Linked DNA regions of Homo sapiens: all the other regions are linked to region 2. A link is a loop called in an ENCODE intact Hi-C map of the cell type or tissue named here. Cell type or tissue: heart left ventricle. All regions are shown on one strand.

The links. Peaks named below come from ENCODE experiments on the same cell type or tissue, not always from the same donor. Only the 100,000 strongest peaks of a DNase experiment are listed, where the experiment ranks them.
Region 1: it touches region 2 in a loop (9-fold over the local background); 99 of 110 quality-filtered maps call a loop at or near these places.
Region 3: it touches region 2 in a loop (4-fold over the local background); 38 of 110 quality-filtered maps call a loop at or near these places.

Annotation. Positions count from the first base shown.
Region 1 is chr18:24,484,148-24,492,147 of GRCh38, forward strand. No RefSeq gene overlaps it. Among named protein-coding and RNA genes, the nearest start is that of HRH4, 28 kb to the left of the region's middle. RefSeq lists a silencer at 7,834-7,893. In heart left ventricle, CTCF peaks have their summits at 3,690 (motif pointing right) and 4,948 (motif pointing left); no DNase peak of the experiment used is centred here.
Region 2 is chr18:24,356,832-24,364,831 of GRCh38, forward strand. All of the region lies in intron 4 of OSBPL1A (oxysterol binding protein like 1A), which reads right to left. LOC124904267 (a long non-coding RNA gene) reads left to right here. Exons shown (of 3, transcript XR_007066312.1): 3 at 3,161-3,199. LOC124904268 (a long non-coding RNA gene) reads left to right here and starts at 3,245. Exons shown (of 3, transcript XR_007066314.1): 1 at 3,245-3,280; 2 at 4,018-4,092. In heart left ventricle, a CTCF peak has its summit at 3,064 (motif pointing right); no DNase peak of the experiment used is centred here.
Region 3 is chr18:24,729,477-24,737,476 of GRCh38, forward strand. All of the region lies in intron 2 of LOC105372028 (a long non-coding RNA gene), which reads left to right. Among named protein-coding and RNA genes, the nearest start is that of LINC01915, 110 kb to the left of the region's middle. RefSeq lists an enhancer at 7,462-7,631. In heart left ventricle, a CTCF peak has its summit at 4,805 (motif pointing left); no DNase peak of the experiment used is centred here.

The DNA.
Region 1 (8,000 bases), 130 kb after region 2:
AAGATTCAGTGATATTGGGCCCACATTCTCTCAAGAAAACAATTTGCTGAATCCGGTAGTGGACAGAGACACCCGTCAGCCCCCAGGGTTCCACTTTCCTCATTTAGGCCTTTTCATGTGCCGGTTTCTCCCTTTTGACATCCAGATTGCAACCCCTACTCTACAAGTAAAAAGAAAGTGATTCATGAAATTATTTTAGTGAGTACCCCGGAAAGTACAAACATTGCCTTTTCTGTTGGAAATTTTATGTTCTCGGGGGTTCATCAATTAGGATTCTCTTGGATACAAATGATAGAAACACAATTTGAACCACCTGGGCAAAAGTGAGCTAATTGGCTTTTACAACCAAAGTACATAAAGACAGTGGTGGGAGCTGACCCCAGGGAAGGCCAAAGCCAGAGATTCCAACAACTTCATTTTCTCAGACTGCCTTCTGCACAGGGCTGGAACGATGGATGCCTGTGTTCCTCTTAATCGGATAGAAAAAGGGTCTCTCCTAGTAACACTGAGAAAAAAATGCTGGAAAAAATCAATAGAGTGCCCAGCTGGTATCTTGTGCATGTCACTGAACCAGTCTCTAGAGGGGAGGGTGGATGCCAGGACTGCCCACCTATGTCAGTTCCTCTTCCTGGCAGGGAAGTAGGATCTGCTCTTTTCAAACCAGGTGAGCAGAAGAGGGAGGAACAATTTCCTCAAATGAAGGGGTGTACGGTTACCAGAAGAAGAAGGTAGACAGTCTGGGCAATATAGCAGAACCCCATCTCTGCAAACAAATTAGCTGGGCCTGGTGGTGTGTGCCTGTGATCCCAGCTACTCGGGAGGCTGAGATGAGAGGACTGCTTGAGCCTGGGAGGTCTTAGGCTGCAGTGAGCCATGATTGCACCAGTGCACTCCAGCCTGTGTGACAGAGTGAGAAAGAAAAAACAAAAGAGGAGGTAGAGATAATAAATGTCTACTCTGAGGGTTATTCAAAAATTGGAGCTGTCGTGAAGATCTGATTGTCTTCCTTGTACACATTGTGCAGACCTTCCACAATGTGCAGACCTTCCACAGCCTTTGCACTATGACTGTATCCCCACCCTTTGCATTCTGACTTCGTAGCTTCTTCCATCAAGAGTGACTTGCTTTGGCCAACAGACTGCTGTCAACAGGCAGTGAAAATGACACCTTGCCAGTTCCAAGCCTAGCCTCAAGAAGCCTGTGCCCATCTGTTCTATCTCTTGGCAGTTTTCCCAGCTGCCAGGTGAACATGTCCCAGGCTAGACTCCTGGAGGATGAGAGACCACGTGGAGCAGAATCAAGGTGTCTTAGGTGAGGCCATCTAAGACCAGCCAGCCTCACTCAGGCTAACTCAGCAGCTGATTGAAGATGCGTGGGCAATCCCAGGCAAAATGAGATCAGCTGAAGGAAGCCTAGCATGGCCTAGACAAGAAGAATCACCCAGCTGACCCAGAGACTCCTGAGCAATGATAAGACTACATTCTGGGAGTGTTTGCTATTCAGCAATAGCTAACTGACATGTCAAGCAGTTACCCTGGTGTGTATTAAACAGCCTCCGAAAGTTGAGTAGAAAAGAGAAGCAGATATTTACATTGCTTATTCTTGTGTGATAGCTAAGACAGAAGCTACTGAACATTATCATGCAAGAGAACCAACTTTTTTTTAAGGTCATGACTATTTCTCAATATTCATTGAGAAATGATTTAGTGGTAAAGATAATTGATTTTGAAATATCGTAAACTACACAACATAACAATAGTAGGATAGAGGCACCCAAGAGAGTAAAATTGTACTGTGAGAATGGAAGAGGAAGGGCATCGCAGGGAAAAACAGGCTGTTCTTAGCTATGAGCATCTTTCCCTGAATTACCTCATTCAGTCTCTTCAAGTTTCCACCTTGAGTCATATACTGCAACCTAAGGACTGCTTATGCACTTTGTATTAAATAGTGCCTTTTTAAAAAATGCATTTCTCCTTGCTTATGTTCATAGTCATTTCTTCACATGCTTCTACTTCTGTGAGGGAATAAAAGAAGAAAGGGGACCTTAAAGAGAACCAGCCCATTTGGTTAAAGATTAGTAGCTCTTGTGAAAGGATTAGTAGAAGGAGTCGGCTTTATCTCTTATTTCAAATTTCCAAACCGCCTGTTCTCTGCTCTCTTACTAAATTTCACAGTTGATCATAAAAGAAAACAACCTGCAAAATAAGTTTAGGGTAACTGTGAACATTTTTCTGATATTCACCCTTACTGAAACTTTCCAATAGGCAAGATAAAGATGTAAAAAAAAAAGATATGCTTTTTCCTCCATAGGAAGACACTTACCAGTTTCTTCTTAGATAACTGGAAACAAATGTTTTTAAAATTATTACTCTGTCTTTCCTGTTTCCTTGCCTCCAATGTAGGCCATCTGGGTCATGGCCCAGTTAGATGGGTGGTTGCAGGTTCTACGTTTCCTGGCCTCTCATTTCTGGAATCAAGTTGGTGTGAGTACAATTCTTATTTTGTATTTTTTTTCCATTTAGCGTCACATGGATGATCTGAAGTTCTGAAGGCCATATTCTTCTAGCCCATTCTCGAGACTGAGGAAAATCCCTGATGCTTTGAGACGATAGCCCCTAGCCAGGTTCATAGCATGGAGTGGTTACTAGGGGACGGGGTAGGCAGAGCCCTTGCCTTCAAGGAGTTAGAGATCGCCTGGCACGGAGTCAACAGGAACGTGAGCATGAATGTGCGCCGCAGTGAAGTGACATAGCTTGATTAATTGCTTCTTTTATAGTACTATTTGTAGGGACGCAAGAGAGGGCAGTGCTGTACAGCTGCCCCACTGCAGAGCAGCCCTGCTTGGCCCTGTATCTTTTCAGGCAACCCAGTCCTTCCACAGCAAGGCTGTGTAGCTGATGTCTTGGACATTGTATAGACAAGGCTTTGACTGGAGAAGGCTGAAATAGGATTTGCATGGATAATGGTAATGCAGAAATTTAGGTACGGTACTTACTCCACCAGCACAGGGATGAATGGCCTCATTCCTTAGAAACAAATGGATGAAGAGAGTAGTTGACTTGCCTCCGGCAGCACAATCAGCAGGTGCTGAAGCCAGAACTTGAATTCAGGGATCTGAAACTTGAGTCCAGGTGCTGAAGCTTCATCCCACACTGTCTCTCGACTCTCAGGGGGCTCTGTTCACACCATTCTCACATAGGGAAGTTAATAAGACAGAGCATGTAGAAAGAGGTGACTGGTAAGTGGACCAAACAAAAAACTGAATCAAATCAAATCAAAACAAAACAAATCGCCTGGGCGTGGTGGCTCACGCCTGTAATCCCAGCACTTTGGGAGGCCAAGGTGGGTGGATCACTTGAGGTCATGAGTTGGAGACCAGCCTGGGCAACATGGTGAACAAAAATTAGCCGTGCGTGGTGGTGAGCACCTGTAGTCCCAGCTACTCAGGAGGCTGAAGTGGGAGGATCATTTGAGCCTAGGAGGTCGAGGCTGCAGTGAGCTGAGATCACCCCACTGCACTCCCGCCTGCACCACAGAGAGAGATTCTGTCTCAAAAAAGAAAAAACAACAAACAAACAAACAAACAAACAAACCCCAAACAAACAGGACCAAAACTAAAAAGCAAATCTAAATCAACAAAATCCCGAAGTTAGGTCTTTCCCCCATCCATGTCAGCAGTCTCTGTGTTGTCCACCAGATGTCAGTAGCTCCACATAGTTTTTCTCTGTTCTGGTTCTGTCTGTGCAGCTACTGAGTACACGGGTAGGGTTGTTTTGTGTTACAATGTAAAGCAGTCTGATCACAGCACCCCACTCACTTCTCAATATTTTGTATTAAATTAAACTCAGAAAATCAGTTAAGGCTACATAAACGCCCTAAAAAATGATAAAACAATGACTTCTCCTTCTCCCCTGCTAGAAGGTAAGGCTGCCCCAGGTGCTCACATGAGGGCATACGTGCACACACACGCACTTCGCTGCATCCACCCCCACACCTGCCCTCTCCACGCGTGACACACTTCTGTTCATCCACACAGACACAGGCCCACACCAACCCACACATATCCACCCCCAATATCCACTCCACACACCACACAACCCACCCCATCCACCTCCTATCCACATTACACACACACACACACACACACACACACACACCTCGCTGCCCTGTGACATTACAAACCAGAATCACTTCTTCAAGAATCCCTTAAAATCCCCTGAGACTATAAGGTAAGTAGAAAAGTTTTTTCTGTATCTATGTCATTAGTGTCATTCCTGAATCTTTCCTAACAATATTAAAAACTACCGGCTTTTTTTTTTTTTTTTTGATGAAGTCTTGCTCTGTCACCTAGGCTAGAGTGCAGTGGCATGATCTTGGCTCACTGCAACCTCCACCTCCCAGGTTCAAGCGATTCTCCTGCCTCAACTTCCTGAGTAGCTGGGATTACAGCCCGCCACCATGCTCGGCTAATTTTTGTATTTTTGGTAGAGATGGGGTTTCACCATATTGGCCAGGCTGGTCTCGAACTCCTGACCTCAGGCGATCCACCCCACCTTGGCCTCCCAAAGTGCTGGGATTACAGACATGAGCCACTGTGCCCCAACTAAAAGCTTTTGGCTTTTTAAAAATAGCCACACTCCAGGACCTCCACAACTTTAAAAAAATCTTACTTCCTCAAAATCCACTGAAAAAAGGTACTTCTTATCTTACCCATTCACAAACCTATGTCCATCTTTCCTAAACAATTCTTCTGTTGGCATTTCTCTTATATCTACTCTTACATCCCCAGTTCCCAGTGAGCTCTCAAAGTAGCTGTCTATTTCTTAGTAAAAACCACATGTTAAGTATCCAGTAAATTCAAGATCTCTAACTTCAAATATCTCCCCAGAAGCAGAATTTTCAACTTCTATTCTTTTTTTCCTTTACGAAAGCACCATCTACTGGCTATAGTTGGTATTGTAGCTCAGTTCCAGTTAATGCCCAACCCCAAAAGAAGCAACAGAGCTTCTTTTGTAATTAAATGATCAGGGTATAAACAGTGATACGATTTTTATTACAAAAATAGTTTCTAATTTCATATTACACCATTTTCCATGAATCTAATTCACATTTTATTTATTTATTTATTTTGAGACAGGGCCTCGCTCTGTTGCCCAGGCTGGAATGCAGTGGCACAATCTCAGCTCATTGTAGCCTCCACCTCCCGTGCTCAAGTGATTCTCCCATCTCAGCCCCCCGAGCAACTGAAGCTACAGGCATGTACCACCACGCCTGACTAATTTGTGTGTATGTGTGTGTGTGTGTGTGTGTGTGTTTTGTAGAGACGGGGCTTCACCATGTTGCCCAGTCTGGTCTCCAACTCCTGAGCTCAAGTGATCCGCCCACCTTGGCCTCCCAAAGCGTTGGGATTACAGGCATGAGCCACTGCGCCCGGCCTCTCATTACACATTTTAAGTCGTTATCTTTAGCCATGGGGTGACTTCCTTCTTGGTCACTGAGGCAGCATGTGCATGTTGGGGTGACGTTTACTGTTTCTATAAGTTGTACCAAAACATCTACTTAACCTTTTACATTTGTGCCATTCCTTCACATAAAGACATATGGTACCCCTTCCCCATCAAATCTTTATCTTACCCCACATATTTTATATTATTTAAATTGGGTCATCTGTTACACTCAAATTTTTGCTTTTATGAAACTCTGTCTTTGATAATATAATAGATGCTAATGGGGGAAATAATGTATGTTTTGGTGAAAATTGTTCTAAGGTCAAATTTTCAGGATTGATCTATTTCATGATGTAGGCATTATTTATAATTCACAAAATAAGCCTATTTCTCTTTTTTTAGACAGACTCTCACTCTGTCACCCAGGCTGGAGTGCAGTGGTTCGACCTTGGCTCAATGCAACCTCCACCTCCCAGGTTCAAGTGATTCTCCTGCCTCCGCCTCCTGAGTAGCTGGGATTACAGGCACGTGCCACCACGCCCAGCTAATTTTTGTATTTTTAGTAAAGACAGGGTTTCACCATGTTGGCCAGGCTGGTCTCGAATTCCTGACCTCAGGTGATCCACCCACAGTGGCCTCCCAAAGTGCTGGGATTACCGGCGTGAGCCACCATGCCCAGCTTGGCTTTTTAGATTTATTAAAAATTGCAACTGACTAGGGACAGTCCCAGATAGTGTTAATAGAGTTAATACGTTCATTCCATCTCTATCAATATGTGTTTTGTATACTAAAATCTTATGAGATTTTGTTCTGTAACTTGGGAAAGAGAAAGAAAAATATTTTGGAGAAGAAAATCGGGGAATAAAAGTGGGGAAAAAGGAGCTGGGAAGAAAGAGGAAGAAAAAGAAAGCAGTGTATAATGTAATTATCTTCCTGGCTTATATTTGAACTCCTCTGGATAGAGGAATGATGACCAGAAGTTATGAATTATTTTATAAACACAAAAGTTGATAAAACCTTTCAAAAGACACTTTGTGATTCTCTTGGCATAACAGAGCTGCCTTAGTGACCAGATGTCACAATGTGATACAGAGCCAGAGAGGAAGTCATTTTTGTCCATGATGCAAGGAACCCAGCATTTTGACAACCCAGATGGAATGTGGAGCTCCCATGGAAGAAACGTGTCATCTGGAGGCCTGCATAACCACTGCATTCTCCAGATGGGCACTGGAAGCGCTGAGGCTTCCCACCCAGAAGGTCCACGTGGTGGACAAGGGCAAGTGACAACCAGAGCCACGACTCAAAAGAGGGTGGCTGCTTCAGGCTGATTTCCTTTGACAGACTGGTTTATGGACGTGTGCAAGGGCCTCTCTTTGGGAACTGTCAGAAATGACAGGAGAGATACAAGAAGGTCAACGTCTGGAAATCCGACAAAATGGGCTTAATTCATTGTAATTTTGTTTGCTTTTAAAAAATTAAATCTCTGTCTATATGTGTATATATACATATTTTAAATACATATATATTTAAATACATATATCTGTATTTTAAATACATATATCTGTATTTTAAATACATGTATATTTAAATACATATATCTGTATTTTAAATACATGTATATTTAAAATACATATATCTGTATTTTAAATACATGTATATTTAAATACATATATCTGTATTTTAAATACATGTATATTTAAGTACATATATGTTTTTATATATACGTATATTAAAATACATATATGTATTTATATACATATAAAAACATATATGTATTTATATATACGTATATTAAATTACATATATGTATTTATATATACATATATTAATACATATATGTATTTATATATACATATATTAATACATATATGTATTTTATATATACATATATTTATTTATTTAAATACATATATGTATTTTATATATACATATATGTATTTTATATATACATATATGTATTTATTTAAATACATATATTTACATACATTTATGTATTTTAAATACCTCATTAGGTATTTAAAATGCATACAAATATAAAATAAATATAGGTATTTGAAATATATATAAAAATATAAAAAACATATAGGTATCTTAAATACCTAATGAGGTCTGGGATATCTGGGCAATGTCTATTAGCTTAACTAACAGCGTCAGTGATAACCCTTATTACCCATGGTAAGAAGCAAGCGGGTATAACATGGATAATTAGTACGTCCAGAGGAAATGGAGAGGGCATAGAACCCACTCGAGCTTCTATATTCCAATTACTTCCGGGATTGCGTGGATAAATAACATGGCTGTAAACAGGGGAGAGGGGATGAGAATAGTTTAAAACCCATGCATGTAGCTTGACTGATTGGTTCTAGAAGTTACCAGGGCATTGATCAGGGTTAGCGGGGCGCTTGGCTGATTCCTTCTGCAAAGCACATGCTAGTTTTCACACTTGCATGTGAAACGTCTAAAGCCATATCAGAACTGAGACAGGAAATGAAAGGTGATAAAACCACAGCCCCCCACTCCAGCTCCGCTCTGCACAGCTGCTCTGCTTCTTCA
Region 2 (8,000 bases):
ATAAAACCCAGATGGAATGTGGAGGATGACACTGAACTTCCAGAAACTCAACCAAATAGTGACCCCAATTATAGCCACTCTGCCACCTCAGGTACATGGTAAGCAGCAACCGATAGGGCAAATGTACCTTTTCTATCCCTATTAGGAAAAAAAATCAAAGACAGTTTGGATTCACATGGACAAGAGTATACATGTACAGCTTCCGCCTCATGCCATCTGGGAATCTGGCAGCAAATCACACTGGTCCACTTTATCAATAACATTGTCAATCAAGAAAAATGATGAGACAAGTCTCAATCATTTTAGATTTATTTGCCAAAGTTAAGGACACGCACCCAGGAGACAGACATCTTTCTCTGAAGATGATTTTTGAGGGCTTCAAATTTAAAGGGGAAAGGGCAGGATATTGAGAAGTACACAATTTTCAGGTAAGGGGGTGGGTGGGAAAAGATAGTCATGCCTTTGTCTGGCTCCATGAATCTGCATGTTTTTACATAAGATGACATAAACGGGGCAGAAGAAAAACGTAGGGAATCTGCATTCTACATAACACAGACAAAATGGGGCAGGGGAACAATTAGATATGCATTTGCGTGTGGTGGGCCTGGGTGACTGCACCTGTAAAGATAAGCTATCACTTTGCATTGCTCACTAGGAATTTCCTTGTGAGCAAAATATGGGGGAGGCATGTAGCTTTTCCTCTTGTAGCCACCTTATTTAGGAACCAAAAGGGGGAGGCAGGTTTGCATGACCCAGTTCTCAGCTTGATTTTTCCCTTTGGCAAAATGAGTTTGGGGTCCCAAAATTTAATTTCCTTTCATAACATCATGCTAACAGAACCAGGAGAAGAGGCTTCTTCTCCACGAGGCTAGGATGTTCAAAGCCTTGGTAAGACATATCTGATCCAGTGGGTGGGAGGTAAAACTTAGGAAGAATTCAGGAGCTTTTCCATGTCAGTAAATTTTTAGAAGTTCACTGGTCTGGGCAATGACAAGACACTTCCTCAGAAGAATAAATTACTGCATCTTGCACTTCCCATAACAGAAGGGAGCACAGTGCCTGGTTGGCTTCAACAGGTTTTGGGGCAGCTTATTCCACACCTAAAGATAATGCTCTGATTCGTATGCTAGAAGGCACCAAAGGCTGCCTGAACATTGGGGTCCTTGCATCCAAGGACCAGCAGGCAAGAATAGTCACCATCTTAGCAGAAGTAATTGAACTTGATCAGCAGAAAAAAGTAGGGCTGTACACATTGGGGATGTACGTGGAAGAACAGGTTTAGCATACGATGAGAAACTCAGGTGTGTCCTGGTATTCTCTTGTCCAATTTTTATGGTAAATGGACAAGGGCAGCAACTCCAGCCTAAGAAGGGCATGGTATCCAGGGGCTCAGACCTCCAGGGATGAGGGTTTCCAGAGTATCCACGTATCCATGACTGACTGTCCCAGTGTATAAAGGCCTGGCTGCTCATCCCCAACAGGGACAACTTTGAAGCATCATCTCCTCTGCAAAGCTTCGCACACAGCAGAAAGGCTGAGGCATCGCTTGAGCCGGCAGCACTACTTGACTTGTCCACTCCTGTCCACTTCTTCCCCACCCTCGTGCACAGGTGTGATGCCACGAGCACTCCATAAACCTGCTGCCCACTCATCTCCATCTCAGCTTCCCTGAGAACAGATCTAGAACAAATTATATGTATATATTTCAAGGCAGTCATTCTCCATCAAATGAAACGATACGTGTCAAGTTGTCTGGGCATCGCCTGAAACACAGTAGGCCTTCAATACATAAACATGAGAAATGGTCTCCTAGGAAATCCTAAAGCCCAGGATTATACATATATTCTGTATGTTAGGTGAGATAGAGAGAATTTCTGAGACACAGAACATAGGAAGCATTTATTGTATTTGTTTATTTACTATTTTAGAGACAGGGTCTTGCTCTGTCATCCAAGCTGGAGTGCGGTGGTGCCATCATAGCTCACTCACTGTAGCCTCAAACTCCTGGGGCTCAAGCGATCCTCCTGCCTCAGCCACCAGAGTAGCTGGGACTACAAGCACATGCCATACATCCAGCTTTGAGTTTTTTAGAGATGGGGTCTTGGCTGGGCACGGTGGCTCATGCCTATAACCCCAGCACTTTGGGAGGCTAAGGCAGGCAGATCACTTGAGCCCAGGAGTTTCAGACCAGCCTGGGCAACATGGCAAAACCCTGTCCCTACAAAAAATACAGAAAATTAGCCAGGTACAGTGGCACATGCCTGTGGTCCTAATTCCTGGGGAGGCTAGGGTGGGAGGATCACTTGAGCTCTGGATGTGGAGGTTGCAGTGAGCTGAGATTGCACCACTGTACTCCAGCCTTGGCGACAGAGCGAGACCCTGTCTATAGAGAAAGAGACAGAGACAGAGAGAGAAAGAGAGAGATATGGTGGGGGGCGGGAAGAGGGGGTCTTGTTATGTTGCCCAGGTTGGCCTCTAACTCCTGACTTCAAGCGATCCTCCTGCCTTCGCCTCCTGTGTAGCTGGGATTATAGGTGTGAGCCACTACACCCGGCTCTGGAAGCATGTGTTTTACAAGCATTCTCAGCTGGGCGTGGTGGCTCATGCCTGTGATCCGAGAACTTTGGGAGGCTGGGGTAGGAAGACCGCTTAAGGTTCAAGACCAGCCTGGGCAACACGGTGAAACCCTGTCTCTACAAAAGATTTTTAAAAATTAGCCAGGTACAGTGGCGCACGCGTATAGTTCTAGGTGGAAGGATCTGTTGTGCCCAGACGTTCAAGGCTGCAGTGAGCTATGAGGGCCCCACTGCACTCCAGCATGGGTGAAAGAGTGAGATCCTGTATCTAAATAAATAAATAAAAATTAAAAAAAAATAAAAGTATTCTCAATTCTGCTAAAAGGTCAGTGCAACAATCCAAATATTCATTATACATACCATATTCCTATTTTAAATTGATTATAAAAGGCATAAAAACTTTATAACTGCATCTGAAAGTAAAGTAAGGAACAAATACTAAACACAGTATTTTAAAATTCTGGTATTCTGATTTTTACCAAAGAACACTAGGGGGCACTAATGTACCAAGAAAAGCCCAAAGGTGCCTCAAGAGCTGGGGAACTGCATGATTTTTTTGTTTGTTCTGTTTTTGTTTGAGACAGAGTTTCGCTGTGGTCACCCAGGCTGGAGTGCGATGGCGCGATCTCGGCTCACTGCAACCTCCGCCTCCCAGGTTCAAGTGATTCTCCTGCCTCAGCCTCCTGAAGTAGCTGGGATTACAGGTACCCGACACCAGGCCCAGCTAATTTTTTTGTATTTTTAGTAGAGACAGGGTTTCACCATGTTGGCCAGGCTGGTCTTGAAGTCCTGACCTCAGGTGATCCACCCGCCTTGGCCTCCCATAGTGCTGGGATTACAGGCATGAGCCACCGTGCCAAGCTGGGGAGCTGCATTTTTTAAATATTCCAGAGGATAAGAGTTTAAAGTGCTTTATAATAAGCCAAATCCCTTTTCAACTCAACATTCTACTTACTGAATCACAGGATCATAAGATATTTTAAAATTATCTTCATGGTAAATGATCACATAGGAATGAGATAACTTGATTCTTTTCATGAGAATTAGAAACCAAACTCTTTGCACAATTCAGTCATGCTTAGATATTGAGCACATACATTTTTTAATTTTAATGTTTCCTACATAACACAATCATGTAACTTCAGCTAAATGTTATTTTCTAAGACAACAGATAACAAAATACAGCAGATCTTCAAACAACACCATTTCATTCAACATCATTTCATTGCAATGTTCACAAGAAAAAAAAATCGATTCTTGGAGGGGGCCAATGTCTGTTGGAGTTCACATGTCCTTGTGTCTGCGTGGGTATCTCAGGTACTCTGTTTTCTTCTCACCTCCTAAAGATGTGCATAGCAAGTGAACAGGCATGTCTGAACTGTCCCAGTGTGAGTGTGGGTGTGTATGTGAGTGGCCCTGTGACAAGATGCATCCTCTCCAGGCCTGGATCCCCCTGTGCTCCCTGAGCTGCCGGGATAGGTTCCAGCCACCCTCACACCTGAACTGGAATAAATGGGTAAATAATTATCTTGTTTTTACTAATGTTTCTAAATGTATGAATAGCTCACATTTATTTCAATGTTTAATATCAGAAGTGTTTGCTCTTCATTTAGAAGTGTGGTAATTTTCTTTTCTTTTTTGGCACAGAGTCTCACTCAGCTGCCCAGGCTGGAGTGTGGTGGCACAACTGCGGCTCACTGCAGCCTCAACTTCCTGGGCTCAAGTGATCCTCCCATTTCAGCCTCCCGAGTAGCTGGGACTACAGATGCATGCTACCACATCTGGCTAATTTTTGATTTTGTAGAAGTGAGGTCTCCCTATGTTGCCCAAGCTGGTCTTGAACTCCTGGGCTCAAGCAGTCCACCTGCCTCAGCGCCCCAAAGTGCTGGCATTACAGACATGTGCCACTATGCCTGGCAGTGATGTTTTTTTGTGACTATAATTATTCTGTAGGAACTTAACTCTTGTTTATATGCATTGGCCTATGGTGAAGTTGGTTTCCTTATACATCGTTTATCCAAAAGTTAGTTTCCAAAAATCTATCATTGACATTAAGTGAGGACTTACTGTATATATGCTGATGCTCATGTCAAACTAAGGCTCAATTTAGCATGGTCTCACGTTCAAAGTTCAAGAAAATAGCAGAAATGGCCAAATATGTAAAGAGCTGAACATAGATAAATGAACTTATTTGATCTAGGTGATTACAGAGATGGGAGGTAAAACTTACCTTGTGCTCATGGGGACACAAAAAACAAGACATGATAATTCCTTGCTAGCAAGATTAATGCAACTTAGTAGCAGAGTTAAGACACAGACTACAGACTGGGTGCAGTGGCTCCCTCCTATAACCCCAGCACTTTGGGATTGAGAGCACTTGAGGTCAGGAGTTTGAGACCAGCCTGGCCAACCAACATGGTGAAACCCTGTCTCTACTAAAAATACACACTATGGTGGCACATGCCTGTAATTCCAGCTACTCAGGAGGCTGAGGCAGGAGAATCACTTGAACCCGAGAGGCGGAGATTGCAGTGAAGTGAGATCGTGCCACTGCACTCCAGCCTGGGTGACAATGGGAGACTCCATCTCAAAAAAAAAAAAAAAAAAAAAAAGACATAGACAAAAATAACACTAATACAAGGTAGAAGACGAATGAAAGTGCTGTACTGTGCCCAGGAATCCTGGAAGAGTATAGTTTCCTTCCAGCTGCAAGATGTTAGGAAAGAATTTATGGATATTACATTTGAGTAGCACTTTGAATGGGTAGATCTGGGCCATGTAGAAATAGATGACAATAGAATTTTCTTAGGTATATAGAAAAGAATGAGCAAGACCATAAAAAAAAACAGCAAGTAGTTCACGTAGTCAGGCAAATCGAGCCATCTGCAGCTCATATTTGAAACCCCACAAAGTCAAGCATAGAAATTAACCACAACCTTTATTGTTTATTATAAAAGGTTCTTTTTTCTCAGCTTGAGTTAAGACTCCATATCTGGTTCACAAGTATCAATTTATGAACAAATAGACAAGAGTGGTATAAAATGTACTAATTCAAACATGCTTAGCACATACAGAATTGACTCATGGTAACGTATTAAAAGTTAGTTAAATCTAGTCATTAGAATAATGAAAAGTGTGAAACAATATAATAATAAATTTGTTCTTTAACTCATGATAAATTCACATAAAGCTTCCAATCACGTGCTTACGAAATAACCTTTAGGTATCATGTTGGACTATGGTCAACAACTAGAATATACAAGAAATACACTCTATGTCATAGTTAATTTTGCATATCATTTAAATAATCAAAAAAACATTAATATGGGGTAAAGCAACTTTTAGCTATGAAAGGATAAGACAACTGTTATCCTGAAAAAATGAGCATAAAGCTGGACAAAATTGTCAAAACTAACCATTTTGTGGTGCTGGATATCCATTAAAGAAACAAACTGAGAGGCAGTTACTCCAGAGGAATGGCAGGAACTTGGAGGAAGAACACTGGGAGTCTTTAGCTTTCTAGCCACAGGCTATTAGTCCTCCCCACCTCCCCAAACAAGTCTGACCAGGGCAGGCCTGGCAGTGAAACCCAGCAGTTTTGCTGCCAGAGGGAAATGACTTGATTTAAAACAAAAGGCAAAAACCCAGTAAAAGTAGCAAATACAGCAGAAAACAAATGAGAACACCTACATGCTTGCTAGCATGAGGCTGCTTTTTCTATTAGAGTGTCTAGCTTTCTACCGCTGCTATAACAAATGACCACAAACTCGGTGGCTTAAAACAACAGAAAGAAATGTGTTACCTCACAGTTCTGTATTTGAGAAGTCCAGAATAGGTCTTGTTGGGAAAAATCAAGGTGTTGCAAGGGCTCTAGGGGAGAATTCATTTCCTTGCTTTTCCCGTTGCTAGAGACTGTCCACCTTCCTTGGCTCACAGCCCCCTTTCCTGCAGTTTCTAAGGCAGAAACACCGTATCTCTCTGACGAATCTCTCATAAGCACATTTCCCTCTTATTACACTTCTTTCTTTTTCTTTTTTTCCTTTTTTTTTTTTTTTTTGAGATAGAATCTCGCTGTGTTGTCCAGGCTGGAATACAGTGGCACAATCTTGGCTCACTGCAACCTCTGCCTGCTGGGTTCAAGTGATTCTCCTGCCTCAGCCTCCCGAGTAGCTGGGATTACAGGAGTATGCCACCACATCCAGCTATTTCTTTTCTTTTCCCTTCCTTCCTTCCTTTCTATCTTTCTTTCTTTCTTATAGGGTCTCCCTGTGTCACCCAGGCTAGAGTGCAGTGGTGAAATCATGGCTCACTTCAGCCTCGACCTCCCCGGCTCAAGTGATCCTCCAACCTCAGCCTCCCGAGCAGTTGGGACTACAGATGCACACCACCACACCAGGCAATTTTTTTTTTTTAGAGATGGGATTCTCCCTATGTTGCCCAGGCTGGTCTCAAACTCCCGTGCTCAAGTGATCCTTCCACCTTGGCCTCCCAAAGTGCTGAGATTACAGGCGTGAGCCACTGTGTCCAGCCTCTCTTACACTTCTAAGGACACCTGTGATTACAATGGGCCCACCGAGATAATCCAAAATAATTTTCCTACCTTAAGGTTAGCTGATGAGCAATCTCAACTCCATCTGCAACTTTAACTTCCCCTTGCTGTGTAATCTAACATATTTACAAGTTTTGGGGGATTAGGATGTGGATGTCTTTGGAGGGCCATGATTCTGCCTACCACACAGGCAAATGGCAAAACAGCCTAAAACTTAATGAGACAACCCTGAAAACAAAAGAACTGGAGTAGGAGTAGGTGAGCTTCCCAGGTACCCCAGGCTGCTGGGAAACTCCACACATTTGCAGGAGAAAGGAGAGGGGGCCTTGCAAAAGTCAGAGCAGAGGAAGAAGCGAGAAATGCCTGGACTCTGAAAGCACTCTCCAGCCTACACATAGATCCAGGGCAGAGCACAGAAGCCTAAGGGGATTGAGTAATGGAGCCCACTGCTGCTCAAATACAGGCTCACCACTAGGCTACACAGATGCAGGCATGAATCCTAAAATACTATGCTGAAAGCCAGGCACAGTTGTGCATGCCTACAGTCCCAGCTACTCAAGAGGCTGAGGTAGGAAGATCACTTGAGCTCAGGAGTTCAAGTCCAGCCTAGGCAATATAGTGAGACTTGTCTCTAAAACAAACAAACAATTTTTTTTTAATTTTTTTTTTTTAACTCAGCAGATATATTAGCTGGCCAGACTCAGTCCAGATTCCACAGATTAAAGCCAGGCTGGTTAATACATTTAAGAAAAGGACTGCAAGATCTCTATGTTGAAAACTTCAGGCCAGGAATGGTGGCTCATGCCTGTAATCCCGACACTCTGAGAGACCGAGGTGGGTGGCCTAGGAGTTGGAGACCAGCCTGGGCAACATGG
Region 3 (8,000 bases), 370 kb after region 2:
CACACACACACTATATATATATATATATATATATATATATTTATAAATATATATGCATATAATTATTGCCTCCTCATCAGGAGGAGGAAACATTTGGATGCCTGACAGGAATCGCAAAGTTAGTAATCCCCAAACTAAGCTCCAGATATTTTCCTCCCATGTCTGCTCTTTCCTAGCCTTCTTCATCTTTCATCTCAAAAAGTGGCTTCTTTCTGGCAGCTTGGGCCAAACCTTGGAGCCGTCTTTGACTGCTCTCTCTCACATCCCGTATCTGATCTGTCACCAAATCTGGTCATCTCCACCTTCCAATTATACCCAGGTTTTGATCATTTTCTTTACTTTCCCTGCTGCTACCTTGGTCTCAGCTGTCCACATCTGTTGCTTGGACATCTACAGTAGCCCCTAGCCAGTCTCCCTTGCTGCCTCCGATCCCTCTCAGCCCAGCAGCTTACATGATCCTGTTAAAACACATCAGATCATAGCACTCTGCTGAAAACCCTTCTGATGGCTGTCTATGTCATTCAGAGTAAAATCTGCTACATTGTACTCTTAGCTGCCTCTGTTTCCTCTCTGCTCTCATCTCCTCATTCTGTTTCTGCTGCATTGATCTCTCTGCTTTTCTTTATGCTAGGCATGCTCTCGCCCCGCATCTGTGCACTGACTGGGTCCTCTGCATGGATGCTCTTTCCTTGGAGTCCATGTCGCTCACGCCCCACCTCCTGCAGCTCTTTGCTCCAATGCGTGGCCCTCCTCTGGCTATTCTAAAATTGCACCCCTCACCACCAATTGTGTCCTTGCCACTATCTCTGCTTTATGCCCTTTGCATTTATTATTGTTTAATATACTCCGTATGCTACTTATTTATACTGTTTTCTCCGGAAGAAGGCAAGCTCTGTTAGGATGGGGTTATTCCCAGCTATGTTCCCAGCAAGTAGATCCAGGTGCTCAGTGAATATTTGTTGAATAATTGAATGAAGATGAGGGACAAATTGCAGATGAGGAGGAGAAAAGGGATGATGTAAGTGTTTCCCCTCATGTGGGCATCTGGAGATTGAGCAGGCAGTCACTCATTTCAGCAACGGCAGGTGGGCTTGTGATGGGGTTGGGGAGGAGGAAGGAGACTCACTGGAGTGTCCTGCTCCAATGGGAGTTAACTCAAAACAGGACCATGTTCAGAAATCAGAAACGATATTACTAGAGGTTTATTTTCTGCTTAGAGTTATTATTTAACTTCATTTGATTGAACAGACATTTACTGAGTAACTGCCTTGCCAGAGTGCTGGAGGCTGAGGGTACAATGGTCTCTGCTCTCATGTAGAGTAAGACTGAGGTGATAAATTCACACATAAATAGATCCTTCAGTATGGAGCAGTGCATGCAGTGCCGAAGCACTCCATCCAGGGTCTACACTTCCTCCTAGTCTCTTCAGTCACTTTCTCCTTTGAATGTTTACCAGCTTGTGGAGGAGAGTATATCTGGACTGGCAGTGGGGGAAGGGAGAAACTGTGCATTTACTCAAGAAGCACCTCATGGATGAGAGCCCTCAGGAAAGGTAATCGAGGACAATCATTGCCATATAGTACTTTGATGGCCTGACCCCCTGTATTAAGAACTTACTGTTTACTTTGAATACATTTTAGAAATTTTCAGTGCCTAGTAACTTCTCTCTGCAAAGGGAAATTAATAAACCCTTCCTTCCACGAGAGGAGTAGTTTAGGGTGTGACTGGGTGAGCCTGTCTTCACCTTGATTCCTGTGCGTAACCTGCAGCTCACCCCTGCTCTGTCACAGCGTCATTTTGGGGTGTGGTTAGTTGTTTGTCTATTCTGTCCTCTCTGGGAGACTGAACTCCTTCTTTAGCGGTTGGCTGGGCACACTGTGGACAGGGAAACTTCCTGAGCAAAACCAGAAGTATTTCTATGACTTGGTGTTTGAAACAAAGACAGCGCTTTGTTGAGAATGAAACATCCTCTTTGGGATTGAGTCTGCTTTTCTCAAGGGTTACTTTGAGCTCAAATGCTTAATCATCCTTCCTCCAGGTGCCAGAGATAATTTTTCCAGAAAGACTTTCCAGGCGTTTCTTCCCCACCACCCACAGTCTGGATCAAATGCCTCCTTCATGTGCCTCAAGCACCCCAAATTTCCTTTGTTCCAGCCCATCCAGAGTCAGACCAAACTTTTAGATGGAGCACAGTCCTCAGTACAGATAGAAGTCTGCCCAAGGCTTCTGACATCAGCCATAAGTTTGGGGGTCTTTGGGGGTACCCTCACTTTAGACCAGCTGGCTACAAATTTAGGGGTCTCCACCCCTCAAGGCCCCCCCAGTCTTGATGATTCATTAGAGAGACTCACAGAAATCCCTGAAAACGCCGTATTTAACCAGGAAGAAGTCTGGGAGGTTTCCAAACTTGAAGCTTCCAGTGTCCTCAGGGATGTGTTACCTTCCCAGCAATGAGTAACAATGCACAGAGAGTATTGCCGAGCAGGGAAGATCTCCCAAGCTCAGCTTCCAGAGTGTTAACTGAGGCTTCATTACATACACTGATTGATTCGCTCATTGGCAGGCAGCTGAACTCAGTCTCCAGGCCTCATCCTTTCCCTGAAGGTCAGGCTGATATCTTAAGACTCATGCACCAACCTTCTAATCATACCGTTGGTCTTTTTGGCGTGGCCAGCCCCAGTCCTGAGTCATCTTGTTAGTGTCAGCTGCAGGTGTGGTCTGAGGGGTGCATCATGAATAACAAACATTCCAATCACTCAGAATCCCAAGGGTTTAGAGGTTAGCTCCCAGGATCTGGGGACACAGGCCAGCCAGACTCTATTACACACAGTCCCTCCTACACTGTATTAGTGCATTTTTGTCTGTCTCTCTAATTAACCTCTTGAGGGCAGGGAATATGCTACCTTGTTCATCATTGTCTTTGTATTTAATGCAATGTAGATACAAAAAAATTGCCATATGAATGTGAAATAAAAGCAATTATTGGACAGATTTTATTCTGGCATTTATTTCAAACCATTACCATTAGGGAATTGCTCAAATCCTAAGGCAAGTATAGTTAAGGCAATTGTCCTGGTCTGGATTTTCTTTGTGTTTTATTTGGTTCCCTTTAGCCTACCGAGTTTCTCCTAGATCTCGAGGTGGTCAACTCCTCACACTGATCCAAGCCACTTCCAGTCAAAATAACTAACTGTTTTCCTATACTGATATCAATATGCAGAGAGACAGTGTGGAGATTAACAAAGCTTCCATCAACTGTATTTACGTAGCTCAAGTTCTTAGCTACTGCACAGATCCTTGCAAATGCTGGAACAATCAGTTTCCTTTCTTAAATGCTCATTCTGCAAGAAACTATCTGCTTTATTTGTTTTAATTCTTTTTGCTGCTATGGTGTAGCTAAAGTAATGCTGACATGTGGCAGGGAGGTTTCAACTGCTGTAACTTCCATTGAAATGAAAGCTACTTCCAGGCTTTATTATAGTCACTTTTTTAAGGCAAAAGGTTTTCCCCATCTTTATGAGTCAAAGTACCTTTGTTCTGTGATTACCTTTTATGCTGCATTGTTAAATGTCTCCCTGGCTACCCAAAACACCCCTTCTCACTGGCTGTGGTAATCTATGATTCTAGCTTTAACCATTTTGTGCCAATGACTTTGTAGAGTATACACTGAGGATAATGGTAGAAAATGGGGGCAAAGGGGAATTAGACTATGGAGGAGCCATGGAAAGAAAACCATCCCTCTGGCCAGGCGTAGTGGCTGACGCCTGTAATCCTAGCACTTTGGGAGGCCGAGGCAGGTGGATCACAAGGTCAGGAGATTGAGACCATCCTGGCTAACACGGTGAAACCCCATCTCTACTAAAAATACAAAAAGTTAGCTGGGCGTGGTGGCATGCGCCTGTAGTCCCAGCTACTCCGGAGGCTGAGGCAGGAGAATCGCTTGAACCCAGGAGGTGGAGGTTGCAGTGAGCCGAGATCACGCCACTGCACTCCAGCCTGGGTGACATGGCGAGACTCTGTCTCAAAAATAAAATAAAATAAATAGAAAACCATCCCTCTGAGGGGCTCTAGCAGGGAAGGAAGAATAGCTGCCAGCCATGAATACGAGGTGACTCTCCTGCTCCAGCAGGGGCTACTGGCATGTTCCCTGATAAGAGTTCCATGATGCCAACTCTGAAGTGGCATTTGCTTGCCAGCTGCAGAGCATGCATTCTTCCTGGACTTTGGCTTGCCCCTGAGTCTAGGAGACATTTGAGGAATGGGTGGTGGGAAGAGGCAGGTGCTTTGTTGGGATAAAAGGAAAGCATTTAACCATTGTTGGCCTCATCTCAGGCTCCAATGAAAAGCAGCATCCGCATGAAGAGTTAAGACAGCTTAAGAACAGCTTAAGTATTCCATATTCTTTCCAGAAATTTTAGAAAATAAAGATAAGCAAAAGATGTTCTTATCCTTATATAACACTATAAAATATATGAAAAGGACCTGGGCTCTATCCAAGGTCATCAAATGTTCAAAGTCCAACTCTTGGAGAACCCGTGATGTGAGGGACCACGCTGATCCTTTTCTTCTTTTCGCTTCTCTTTCTCTTCCTGTCCCCTTTGATACAGAACAATGCGAATATTGAGACAATGGGTCAGGCTACATGGCTTTTACAGGGCACGCGCTGCTGGCTTGTGGTGTGCCACCTGAAGGGATGACAATTCTGTGACAGGCAGGGCTGAGGGGAGCCCAGGTCCCGGGCCAGATCCAACCCCTGGTGGAAACGCGCACTTGCTATTGTGTGTGTGTGTGGAGTAACAGTGACATCCTGTGGCCAGTCTGGTTGATCTAAGTGGCTCCTTTATAGATAAAGAAGACCGTTTTGTCTGCACTGAAAGGTGTGCATGCACTTTAGACAATGCACAAAAGAAAGAGGCAGTGCAGAATCGCCACCGCGAGCCTTCCAGCAGCTCATTTTCAGCGGCTGTCTCTGACTTAGGTGGGGGAGATTCTTGGGACTGAGATGATGTCTGTTTCTATGCTTGATCAATTTAAATGTTACCATTTGAGTGTGGGGTGAGCCATAATAGTAACTGGGAGAACAGTGTGAGAAAATAGTGATAGGGAAGAGAAGAGCTTCTCTTTGTAAGACAGCCCTGTGGATTAATGCAGAATATAATCTGTTACTTTAAAATGCCTAAGTTGCTTGACATTTAGTATTTTATTTTTACAGTTTTTGGATGAAATAACTTCATTTTGACCTTATTTAAAGCAGAGGAGGGAGGGGTTGGAGAAGAAAACAACTCTGGTCTGAAGTTGTTCTACATGCTTACATAACCTGCAAACTATGTGCTTGGCTGGGCTTATCAGGGGCTGGGGAGTTTTGTGATTCCAAATCTCTAATGTGTAACCTCCCATAGTGTTAAATGGAGGTGAGGTGGAACCCCACTGTCACCTGGCTTGGCCATGATGAATGAGCCCTGTCAGGCCCGTTGTCCGTGGGAACGTCCAGCACCGCACCCTCAATCTTCTTGTTTCTATCAAAAAGATGCCATTGCCCCCAAACATGCCTCAACCTGGCTCTTTCCTGGGTGTTCCCAGGGCTGCTGCTTACGGAATAAAGGCAAAGGCAGCTTGGAAGTAAAGAATTCATGCTAGGGAGTTACACAGACCTGGGTTCTAATTCCACCTCACCACTTGCTAGCTCCGAGACCTTGGGCAAATGCATTAACTGCCTGGAGTTCCACATTCATCAACTGCAGGACGGGGTCCATAATAAGTGCTTTTTTTCTTGGGATGTTGTAATGCATTTTAAATATATGCAACAATGCAGGGTCACCAGTGCACCTTGCCTGGGGCCCAGTTGGAACTCACACAGGTGAGCTTCTGCTACTGCTACTCTTGTAGACAGGCTGGTGTCCAGGGCTGAAGGCTAGTTGGGAGGAAGGCTCTCTGTCCCCTCTTCACTGAGAATCAGCAATAAGATCTCTGTAGTTGTCTGTTGAAGCAGGTTTGGGTTGAGGGCATAAAAGGCAGAAGTACATGCGTGTTGTGTTGTGTGTGTGTTTTGTGTGTGAGCTGTGCGTGTGTTGTATGTGTTTTTGTGTGTTGTATATGTGTAGTATGTGTGTGTTTTGTGTGTTATGTGTTTTTTTGTGTTGTATGTATTTTTTTGTGTGTGTATGTGTGTTTTTGTGCGTTGTGTGTGTTGTGTGTGTGTTTGTGTGTCATTTGTGTGTTTGTGTGCATTTTGTGTGCTGTGTGTATTGTGTTTTTTGTGTGTTTGTTGTGTGTGTTTTGTGTGTTTGTGTGTTTTTGTGTTGTGGGTATGTGTGTGTTGTATGTGTGTTGTGTGTGTTGTATGTGTGTGTTTGTGTTTTTTGTGTTGTGGGTATGTGTGTGTTTTTTTGTGTTGTATGTTTTTTGTATGTTTGGGCTATGTGGGTGTTGCATGTGTGTTTTTTGTGTGTTGTGCGTGTTGTATGTATGTTCGTGTGTGTTGTATGTGCTTGTGTGTGTTGTATGTGTGTTTGCGTGTATTGTGTGTGTTTGTATGTGTTGTATGTGTTTGTGTGTGTTGTATGCGTTTGTGTGTTGTATGTGTGTTGTATATGTGTTTTTGTGTGTGTTGAGTGTGTTGTGTGTGTGTGTTGTGTGTGTTGTATGTGTTTTTTGTGTTGTGTGTGTTGTGTGTGTTGTGTGTGTGTGTTGTATGTGTGCTTGTGTGTGTGTTGTATGTGTGTTTGTGTGTGTGTGTTGTGTGTGTGCTGTGTGTGTTTATTGGCCCATTCTTGCTGAAGCTCAGCATGAGCATGTTGCCATAGAAGGGTCAGATGTAAGGGCTGCCCAGAGGTGATCTATAACACTTCCGATAGGAAAAGAAGAAATAAAACAGGGAAGGAATAGGAGTGAGGTAGCCAGGAAAATGCCAATAAAAGAAGGAAATGTAGGGGATTAGTGGAAATGAGGCTTTCAGCATTGAGAATTCTCCCAGGCCATTTTAAAGTTCTCCAAAATCATGATAACTTAATTCCTGTGTCAATAAGGGTTTCACACACTTTTTGTCTAATGGCAGAAGAAAGGACAAGGCGAAAGATTCCTTCCACAGGGCACAAATTGTGCGTTTTGAGTTCTTGAGTGACTTAAGTGAGAGTATTAAAGGGATGGCTTGTGGCTGACCTACTCTCCTTCTAGTTGATCAGCCAACTGTGTGGAAGAAATTGATGATTTCTCAGTCCCCCTTAAGAGCACACGGCCTGATTCCTAAGCTTCTCCCCCGCTCTTGTCCTCGTCTCCCTCTGTCTTTCTTAGCGGCTCCCAAATTTTGGAATGACTCTTGGCCTACACAGATGGCGTTTACTGACTTTGTCTCAAAACCTTTCTTGCCTTCCAATTCTGTCATAAGTTTCTTTATGCCTTATGGCAACCGCCCTGTTTTACAAGTTTCTACTTGTGCTTGTGGCAGATGGATTTCCCACACCCTGGCTGGAAAAGACAATGAATGTGTTTGAGGATAGGTTCTTTTAGGTGTCAATAATAATAACGGGAAAATGTCACAGTACCTATTGGAGACAGACTATGAAATTACTATACTTGGGATCCCCAGGGAAAAGAAAAAAGAAGAGTTAAAATCCTCAGAAGGTATTTGAGAGGCATCTTGGCTTGAAAACTTGACTGCTGTGACTTGGGAAAGCAGAGAAATAAAGCAAACCAAGTTTTTTACTTGCTTGGCTAGAGGTTTGTTTATCCTGATCATGTGAAGCCTGAGCCAGCAATTCCAATGATTTTAACTGCCCCTCGATGCTTCTCTGCATTTGGGCAGGGGAACTATTAGAATGGGCCAGTTAGCTCCTACTATGATGGGTGCAGGACACAGATTTCTCTTGGGAAACCAAAGCTTGAGGTTCCTGATAATATGAATAACAAAGCTAATTACACTTCAAATTATGTTTGAAAACACATTAAACTCAGTTTTATATACTAATATTTACACCTTTAAGTATTCGGCCCAGAAGAGTAGA